Linked DNA regions of Homo sapiens: region 2 is linked to region 1. The links are chromatin contacts, found by POLR2A ChIA-PET in ENCODE. All regions are on one chromosome and are shown on one strand. Each heading gives the region's core, a stretch centred on a gene start or an enhancer-like site at or near the end of the contact. The rest is flanking DNA. Distances are from core to core; before and after follow the strand shown. Region 1 overlaps SEC24D (SEC24 homolog D, COPII component). Region 2 overlaps SYNPO2 (synaptopodin 2).

The links. ChIA-PET counts read pairs that join two places held with the same protein, here RNA polymerase II (POLR2A).
Region 2: POLR2A ChIA-PET joins it to region 1 with 11 read pairs in activated T-cell. The contact joins two enhancer-like sites. POLR2A ChIA-PET finds 5 or more read pairs at or near these places in 4 of 52 experiments (AG04450, OCI-LY7 and activated T-cell).

The regions. Positions count from the first base shown.
Region 1 is chr4:118,755,457-118,760,678 of GRCh38, forward strand. SEC24D (SEC24 homolog D, COPII component) reads right to left here. Exons shown (of 23, transcript NM_014822.4): 11 at 2,265-2,389. Among named protein-coding and RNA genes, the nearest start is that of METTL14, 73 kb to the left of the region's middle. Within about 2 kb of position 2,660, at least 5 of the 41 ENCODE cell types and tissues checked have a DNase peak (open chromatin) inside an H3K27ac peak, as active enhancers do.
Region 2 is chr4:118,939,768-118,945,017 of GRCh38, forward strand. The region is part of intron 1 of SYNPO2 (synaptopodin 2); the gene reads left to right. Among named protein-coding and RNA genes, the nearest start is that of SYNPO2-AS1, 42 kb to the right of the region's middle. Within about 2 kb of position 2,129, at least 7 of the 41 ENCODE cell types and tissues checked have a DNase peak (open chromatin) inside an H3K27ac peak, as active enhancers do.

The DNA of each region.
Region 1 (5,222 bases), core at 1,410-3,909:
AAACAGACAAAAAAAAAAAAAAGGCAAAATAACTAAAGAGCTTGATCTGAATAACAGATGAAACATTCAAATCTTTTCTTTCCTGTTCCAGAGAAGTCAGAAAAGTCTGGCGACCTTGAGAGGCCAAAGGTATAAATTCAAAGTTAAATAGTAAAGAATGAGGCCTTCCTTTTTCAAAAGATCAGCTAAGAGATTAACACACTCTCAGATGTTAATCAAGACTTCAGACTGTGCTTTTTAAAAAGCTGTTTGGCAAGTAGATCAAATTGATGACAATCTTACCTTAAAAAAAATAAAGTTACACATATGCACAGCCCAAAATAAATTTCAGGGGAGAAGAAACAACCAGATTTGTTTTAAAAGATAAAGTAGAAAAAGGTAATTGGCTTGAATAAAATCTTTTAAAAGAGAGATCGGAATAGTGGCAGAGAATAACCAACAGTATCCTTTTATTTTTTCCTCCTATCTTTTGCCAAAGTCACACATCTGTGCTCCAATGGTACATAAAGTTATAATGACACCAAAGGAAAGAGTATGATTTCATAACTTATATCAACAGGCTATTAGCTTCATATCACCAGCATTGATAAGGAACAAGGGACTGGTGAAGTAACTGTCTAGGATAATAGATTAGCCTAAGTTGAACCAGTTTGAGAGAAGGAAAAGAGAGAAAGACCATTTCCAGCAATTAGAGTAGTTTTCTTTCATGCTAATCAAGTTCAAATTCAGATTAAACCAACCCCATGAGAGAGTTCTGTAATAAAATACATCATATTCAGCAGAAAATCCATACTTCTCAAGTTTCCTTAAGAATAGGGTAAGGGAAACTACAGTCACAAACACATCTGCAGGCATCAGACGCCTTTCTTATGCCACCATCTTCAACTTGCTCCCAGCTCATTCTTCATTTTAGAATTTAGTTTGAAATTGCCTCGGTGTTTTTTAAACATCCCCACTGCTTTTCCAAACCATCTTCGAAAATATTATGACTTCAGCTTCACAGATACAAACAAAACCACTCCTGGGAGGTCCAGAGTTCATTTGTCTGAGCCTCACATCTCCCAAAGCACCAGTCATATGTGCAAAGAATACAGAGGAATGGGCACCCAAAGATTCATGGAGCTCTAAGGGCTGAAGCCAACAACCCACCCTCCAGAAAAACATCCTTTTCCAGAACAAAGATTGTTGATGTTCAGGGAGACAGGTTGGGGGTGGGACACGTAGGGACTAGGTTACAGACAACATTTCCCAGCCTGTTCATATTTCCTCGCATGAGGGATGGCATTCTCCCTGCTCATGAATCTCCTTACTAGATGTTATTCCTCATCCTAAACAACTAGTTTTTATAATAAGATAATTTTAAAATAGCCACGTTTGATATTAGTTTTAGGAGAGGCAATAAGAGAGAAAAATAAAAGGATAGTGTTAGTTATTCCATGCTAGTTTCCAAATACCGCTCTTAAAAGCTTTTATTCAAGCCAAGATACATTTTTTCCTCTTTATTTTTCAAAACAAATCTGGTTGTTTTTTCTCTCCTGAAATTTGTTTTGGGCTGTGTATGTGTGTAACTTTATATTTCTTATGGTAAGACTGCCATCAGTTTGATTTACTTCTTTGTATTAAAGCAGGTAATATGCCCAACAGCCTTTTTAAAGCACAGTCTGAAGTCTTGAGTAAGGTCTAAGGTATGTTCATCTGTTAGTTATTAGAATTAGTTTTTCGCCTTTCCTTGCTGCCCTCTTGCAATGGCAAGGAATGTGGTGCACCTCAGGCTGTTAAGTTACAGGACACAGAGGCAGTAAAGCTGCAAATGGGTTGGACAGCTTATCATAAGGGCAAAAGGAAATTGCTTAAAAATCTACCATCTCTGCCATAAGACAACAGTTCAGTTTCCTGTCATCCCTTCGAACTCTGCCATGCTCAGCAACTACTAGTGTCCATTGGAAAATCAATGCTTTGAAAAGTGAATAACACATCCAAAGTCTTTCCTACCACACTGTTGGGATTCTTCTTATAATTTATAATGTACTTTGAAAGTTCTTTACCATAGCATTTCTTTTTATCAGTTTGTTTCTTTTGCTTTGTACAAAAGATCACTCTAACTTTCTAAGGACTCAAAACAATGATGCTGTTTGATTTATGACTAATTACCCAGTGTCCTCATTAGCAAAAAAAATCAATTGGTCATTCAGCACTTATCTTCTGGCCAATAAATTAATTAGGCAATAATGTATAAGTTGTAAAAAGAATGACGGTTGCCTTACTTTGGAATTTTTTCCAGCATGGTCTTCAGTTCTTCACATATGAGCTTGACAAGTCCATTCTTTATGTTACTATATGAAACATCAATCATGAAGATAAAGGCTGGTGGGTTGGGAGGCTTACTCTTCTATAGGAAAGCAAACACATCACATAAATAAAGTAAATACATTGCATAATCAAATGTCAATACTCATTAGAAACTCTTGAAAGTCATCAGATGTTTCATTTAATATTTAGGATATACCATCTGTGGAATTAAATCATTTTTCCAGAATATCTAGAGCATCTGGTTTCAGATGCTATTAAAAAGATAAAAGAAGTTGTTTATTTTCCAGGCTATGACCTGGGTTAGTATTGAATTAGACACTATTACGACATCTAGCACAGAAGGTTCACTTTTGCAAAGCTTTATTATTACAGTTGCTGAAGGGAAAGTACAGAATCATGGCCAGACTTGCTTGTAACACTCTGCCTTACAGGTCGAAATATGTTTGGCACACTAAAAAATTATGCTAAAAAAGAATACATATAATAGTGTTTGTTTTTGAAACTGTAATAAAACTTCATTAACTTGGATGTCACTATTTTAGACTCTCTTCTTCTATCAACTCTTTCCATTTTAAAGATATGAAATTGTGTATGAAAATATAACTGTATACTTTTGAAAACTGTACTATATTTTTAAGTACTGACCTAGTTTTTTACATATTTGCGGTAACATAGAACGTCAGGCGTTTTCTTTATCTGTTTAAAATAATCACTGTGACATAAAGCAGCTGCTACGAACATGTTTTTTAGTTGTTGGTCCCTTTACTGGCTGGTGTTCAAACAGCTTTTAGGAAGTGATCCTTCAGTTGCATCTTACAAAATATTTAGAAAAGAGAGCCACAGGCAAACAACTTTAGTGACCTACATACGGAATAAAGAATTTAGACCAACTTAATTTTTAACTTCATAATAAATCACAAAAATTTTCTAAAATTGTATTTTAATTATTTTAAAATTAGATGACAATGTCTGTAAATTATCTTTCTGATTCATTCTATATCCACTACAAGGCTAGAGATAACTTTTTAAAATAAAATCCTTCATTTTAAATAAAAACAAATTATAGGACTTAAAAATCATCATCCTGAAAACTTCAAGCCTTTGCCAAAATCAGACCAACAAAGAAATGAAGGAATTCTGCTATGTGAATAATTTTTATTGCAAATCATTCCTGATTCACACCTACTTTAATTCACAGCATAGACTTGTGCTGATTTATAATGGATGAAAATAACAACCTTTCCATTAGTTAAATCAAAACCTCTTTGTGACAAACCCAAGTGTGCTGTACCATTCTTTTAATCTCTTCTATCAGCATTACCAATTCCTCATGGAATATTTTCCACATCTCCAATTTGCACATTTCTACAGAAATGCTTCACTATAACTGGTTTTTGAAATATTCAAAATTAATTCATCGTTCCTCTAAATCACATTCTCTTCCCATTTCTCTATATGGGAATAACGTCACTACATGCCAACTCAAGGCTTCAAAGTGTGAAATTAGATTTGGCTGTTCCTTTTCCTTCAATAACTGAGTCCCATTGTTTTCACTTTCAGAATGATTCTTTAACAATGTTTCGGCCCATCCCTACTCTTAACCATCTGAAAGCTTGTCATCTTGTGCCTAGATAACTGTCATGGCTTCATCATTAGCTTTCTTAATCTATTTCTCTACCCATTCAATCCAGCTGGCTTTGTCCAGCCAAGCTTAACATGTATGTACTCTATAAAATGCTGGTTTTCCATGCCACCTTACTACAACTGCTCTCTTAAAGGTCACTGAACCATCCAGATTGCAAAGTACAGTGACTTGAAATAAAAATCCAGCTCTTATCCTAGATCTCTTCTATCTCTTTGCAACTTCAGGCACACCAGACCACTTTGGCTCTCTTAGCTGCCAGGACACTGAAGCATCATTTCCTCTCCCAGTTCTCTAACTGTTGCTTCTGTTTTTCATTTTCTCATCTTTATCCAACTTCTCTCCTCCCACCCACGTCCATCACAGAAATCTCGTTCATTTGCTCAGTTTTAACCAGCACCTCTATATAGGCAACTCTTCAAATTCTTTCTCATCATGATTCCTTTTGAGCTCAAGACCAGCATTCCAATTAACTACAGCACACATCCACATAAAAGTTCTGCCAGCACCTTAGACTCAAAATTTTAGAGATTATGACAACATCTCTCCAACTATACTGGTCTTTCCTACAAGAAACTTATAAAAAAACACGATAAGCTAAAATAACCTGGGCTTGAAATCTCACTGTCTCCATGGACTTGTCCACCTCACTTAGCATCCACAACCAGTTAATTGTGAAGGCCCACGTGGCTCTTTTAGTTCCAGTAGCCAAATTTAGATCCTCAATTTCTCTCTTTTTCTATTATTTTTAATTGTGGCGAAGAAAACATAAAAATTGCCATCTTAACCATTTCAAGCGTACAGTTCAGTGGCATTAAGTGCACTCACAATGCTGTGCAACCATTACCACCATCCATCACAGAATGCTTTTCAGCTTGCAAAACTGAAACTGTACCCATTAAACAACCTCTGTTTCCTCTCTCCAGCACCTGGCAATCACCATCCCATGTTCTGTCTCTATGAATTTGACTATTCTACATACCTCATATAGAATCATTCCATATTTATCCTTTTTGTGGCTGGCTTATTTTACTTAGCATAACATCCTCAACATTCATCCATGTTGTAGCATGGGTCAGACTTTTCTTCCTTTTTGAGGCTGAATGATATTCCATTGTACGTATATACCACATTTTGCTTATCCATTCTTCTTCCATAGACACCTGGTTGCTTCCTCCTTTTGGCTATTGTGAATACTGCTGCTATGAACAAGGATATGCAAATATCTTTTTGAGACTCTGCTTTCAATTATTTTGGGTATATACCCAGA
Region 2 (5,250 bases), core at 879-3,378, 180 kb after region 1:
TATAGATCTATTAAAAATTTACATATGCTGCCTGACTTCCCTAATAGAGTTACCCGTCATGGTTTAAGCTCCTTAGAGACTCAGTGTTCTCACGTAATATCACTTTTTGAACTGTGTTTTGTTAAACTGTGTGAATGTGCTGGCTTGGCACTAAAGGGCATTAGAGTGCCACACACAAAGCATTTTAGCCTTTTAGCCCTTTCTCTCTTCTTTTTTTTTTTTTTTTTGTTTTTTTTTGAGATGGAGTCTTGCTCTGTCCCCGGGCTGGAGTGCAGTGATGCAATCTTGGCTCACTGCAACCTCCGCCTCCCGGGTTCAAGCGATTCTCCTGCCTCAACCTCTCGAGTAGCTGGGACCACAGGTACACGCCACCAAGCCCAGTTAATTTTTGTATTTTTAGTAGAGACGGGGTTTCACCATGTTGGCCAGGCTGGTGTCGATCTCTCGACCTCATGATCCGTCCGTCTCATGATCCTCCCAAAGTGGTGGGATTACAGGTGTGAGTCACTGCGCCTGGCCGCCTTTTCTCTCTTTTAAGCTCTCAGCGTTTCTGTCAGTGTGTGTGAGCATGTGCTCTTCTAGTTCTGTCTTCTCTCCCCTCTAATTTTCTATTTCTAAACATCTGTGGGTTAGAAAACATTAGAATTACTTCTGAAATAAGAGTAAACTGTTTTCAGCTAATTACCCAAAGGACTGCCTTACAACTTGTGAAAGCATGCAAGCTTTCATTTTTTTTTCATTCATTTGACAAATATGTATTGAATACCCACTATGTGCTCGTTATTGGACTGAGGACAAGATGGTGAGAAAACTGGTCCCTGCCACTGAGGGAGACATTAGTATGATGAGGTCGGTGCTGTAAGGGGTGCGGTCGGACCCCCACCCCTACCTGGGAGTAGTCAGGGAAAGCACCCAAAAGAAGCAATGCTTGGGGCTGAGTCTTCAACAAAGACGCTGGACAGGATGGTTTTTCAGATGATGAAGGGGACACTGACAGAGTGAGGCTGGGAGGAAGTGGAGGAGTGAGAGCATTCCAGACAATGCTTTTCCTCCCACCTCCCACCTCTCTCCTGTCACCCCCATCTCGCTCTGCTTTGAGGACTCCTCTTGTTCCTGTTGATTCATGTTGGTGCTCCTCCGGGTTCTGCCCTGGACTCTTCATTCAGCTCCCTCTTTCAGGGTCATCTCATAGCTGCCGTTACTGTTCCTTGTAAGTGAGTTTAAAATCACTGGGACGTAATTTGTAAATGTTCCACCTGTAGAGCATCTCTCTTCCCTGCTCCAGAGCAGCACATCCAACTGAGTATTGGACATGTCGACTTTCATGTCTAACAGACACCTCAAATTCAACCTTCCCTCCAGATTGGATTCTCTTCCTGGGTTCTTTGTCTCAGTGAAAGACACTACCAGACAAATCTAGTCAGGTTTTTGAGCCAGAAACCTTGACTTCTTCCTTTCTCCTCCTCCCTTTCAATTCATCAGCTCTACTTAGTTCCTCATCTTGAACATCTTTCCAGTTTGTCACGTTCTGTTCATTCCCAGTCACCAACTGCATTCAGGACACTGTCAATGTTTTCCTACATTGCTTCACTAGTCCACTAACTGGCATCTGTCCAGCTCTTTCCTCACAATGCAACCAGAAGGATCTTCCTAATAAGAGAGATCAAACCTGACCACCTGAATCAAATATTTAATGGCTTCCAATTGCCTTCAAGATAAACACCCTAAATGAATCTGCCCTCCCAGTCTCCTACTGCAACTTGCCTATACCAGGCCATTTATACATTTTTTATCCTTGGATGACATTTATTTCTCATGTATTCACCTTACTGACTCTAATCCTTCCTCAGGGAAGCTTTTCTGGCCCCTCTGACTGGGATAGGGTCCCCTTTCTGTCTGCTTCTTGTCTCAATGATTTTAATTTGTAGAGGTGACTGAATGATAACATGGAGAGGCAGAGGCTCATGCCACTAAGCTTTTTATGACTTACATTTCCCGAAAGGAGGAGGCAGCCCCACTATGCAGACCACACGGGGAAACACCAGTGCCATTCAGAAAGCAGAAAAGAACGAGGGGAAGGCAGAGGCCACCGCCTTTACTGTGTTTTCCGTAGGAAAGGCAAGGCGAGTCAGGGGAAACAGTTTAGGGTTAGCCAGTTTTAATAATTCTGGCAGGCTTTGGGACATAGGAGCTATCCCTGGTTGGCTGGGTTTCTAGTCCTGTGTTGATTTAGGGCAGGAAATATTGGCTTAGTGTGTGAGAGATAAAGGAAGTGGTTAGGGAGATGGACTCACTAATGCTTGGTTTACATATGAAAGGAATACTGGACGGCAAGTTATTTATCATATTAGGAATTAACTAGCTCTGGGAAGGACAGTCTCTCCCCAGCCCTCAAGCCTTTCTATTCCATCAAAATATCAAAACATCATAAAATACAGAATATAAAAAACATGATTAATAAATGCACTACTCTACCACCTATTGTGGGAAGGTACGTATCTCACTATATTGTAACACATGTCCCAAACTTGCTATGTTGTTTCTTGAGAGCAGACATCTGTCTATCTTGTTCACCACTGTAACCCCTGTGCCCGGCATGGGGTCTCTGGCACTTGGTATATGCTCAGTAAATATTGACTGAATGAAAGAATGAATGGACAGCTTTCTATCTTGTATACATAGTTCGTGTTTCACCTGGAAAGCACAACATTTTTTTCTAAATTTAGATTTTGCTCTATCAATTAATTAAAACATATTTTCATTTACTTTAAATGTGAGGGTTTTTTTCTTTCCTTTCAAAGTTTAATCTGGCTCAGCAGTATAATGTATTACTTAAAACCCTATAAAGAGAATGACTCATCTCTACATCCCTGTGTCAGCCAATGGTTCTTTACTGGGGATAATGTTGCCACAGGGGACATTTGGCAATGACCGGAGACATTGTGGTTGTCACAACTGGCATCTAGTGGATAGAGGCCAGAGATGCTGCTAAACTTCCTGCAATACACAGGACAGCTCCCCTAACAACAAAAAATTATCTAACCTAAAATGTCAGTTGGTCAGGTGCAGTGGCTCACACCTATAATCCCAGCACTTTGGGAGGCTAAGGTAGGCAGATCACTTGAGGTCAGGAGTTCGAGACCATCCTGGCCAACATAGTGAAACTCCATCTCTACTAAAGATACAAAAATTAGCTGGGCATGGGGGCATGCGCCTGTAATCCCAGCTACTTGGGAGGCTGAGGCAGGAGAATCTCTTGAACCTGGGAGGCAGAGGTTGCAGTGAGCCAAGATCATGCCACTGCACTCCAGCTTGGGTGACAGAGCGAGACTCCATCTCAAAAAAAAAAAAAAGTCAATAGTGTTGAGGTTGAAAAAAAACTTTATTAAAGGATGGTGTGTTGACAAGTTTACCTAAAAAGACCTCACACAACCAACCATGTCCCCAGACTTCTCCATGAAGCAATTACAAGGTAACTTGCTGATATCTTAGAAGTAAAGACAGCAGCCCTAAGGGGAAAAGTAATTTTCAGAGGAGAAAACATTGCAAGCTACAAGAGAGGGGCTCGGTATCAGAGCAAATAATTAGGTAGATTGAGACATGGAATGACAATGCTGAAGTCAGGGTTTAGCATGAGAACCAAAATCATAGGCTTTTTAGCTGACAGTTAAAAGGTATGACTAAATTAACATAAGTGATGTGGGGGAAGGGAACAATTATATAGAATTTATAACTTCAAAGTTGCTCTCTTTAAAATTTGAGTTGTTTTTTCATGCTAACATGCTGCCGTTGATCAAAGAGATGCTGTCATATCTTTTTGGAACTGTCTTCATGTGTCATGCTCTTTTGAATATCATCAGTGGTAGTAAACATTGCCCTCTGAGGCAGGAATTTGGTTTTAGGAAAAAATTAAGTTACTTGAACCCTATATAAGATGAATAAGGAAAGTCATCCATACTCCCAATGCCATTTTCATAAAAATTGAGGACAGGCTATAAATTAAGTAAATCTGACTCTAAAGGCAATTTTAAAATGAGTGTTAGAAATGTCTTATGCCAAATCAACATCACTGTGCTAAGTGTGTACCTCTCAAGGTGACTGTTTCAGGAGGAACACTCATATTGAGGTGTGTGTGTTAGCAAAACGTTACTTGACAGTTATGTTGCTTTCAGTGCTACATACCTACGTGGAAGTAACGCCACATTTGTGTACAACCAAATTTCTGTTAAGATGTTTATTAAAGATATTACTGTGCTTTTTACATGTTAAAGTTTAATTTCTAAGCTGTGATACTACTCTTCAAAATCTGGGAATTCCTAGATTAGGCAAGAATTTTATCCTCAAGTTCTTTTCTTTGATGTCAGCTTTACTTTGGCCACATAGGCTTAATCTAGGATGGCTTTTTAGTGTCAAATCAAGTGCACATTAAGTGTACTTGAGATAGATTAGTGTTATAAAAGGATAATTAATAAAATAATGCTACCAGTCTACTCGCAGTAGACTACCAATTCATTGCAGTTTGCCTGGGACTGTCCTGGTGCTAAAATTGAAACTCATACTTCTTGGGAAACTCTTTAGTCCTGGGGAAATCAAGTTACCCCAACCCCAGTTTCTTAGCTAACTCCTTAATTATTTTTGGAATATCTACAGTAAAAATAAAGCAATGGCTCCACCAAAATAAATAAAATAAATGGACATATCCATATTGGGAGTAGCAGAACAACTTGAGTCAAATAGCAACAAATATCAGCCAAAACTAAGCTAAGCCACTCACTGACTGTTAACGCTGATTCAAACTAGAGTTAGATGCTCTATGTTACGGCGATGGTTCAGGCCGTGTTTTACCAACTAGTAATAATTACAAAAAAAACACCCAATAATAATATAACTTTTAAAACTTTAATCCATCATGCTTAGAATGTTTGTTTCAGTTCTCTTAGGAGAAATATTTTGATAATTAATGTCTTTGCACAAGGAAATAATTGCCTTATGTAGTTTTTCAATGGCTTTGTATGATGTATCTAACAATTTTATAGAATGCCTGAAAAATACCCAGTGGTGGAGTTTAGCTGAAAGTTAACATTTAAAATATACCATCAATCAGGAGCTAGTGTTATACAGATAAGAGAGAGAATGGTGTGGTGGTTAAGCACTGCAGTCAGGATCTTTGTTGACATCCTACCTTACCACTGACTTGTGCATGACCTTGGACTAGTTGGCCTCTCTGAACCTCAGCTCCTTAATAAAACT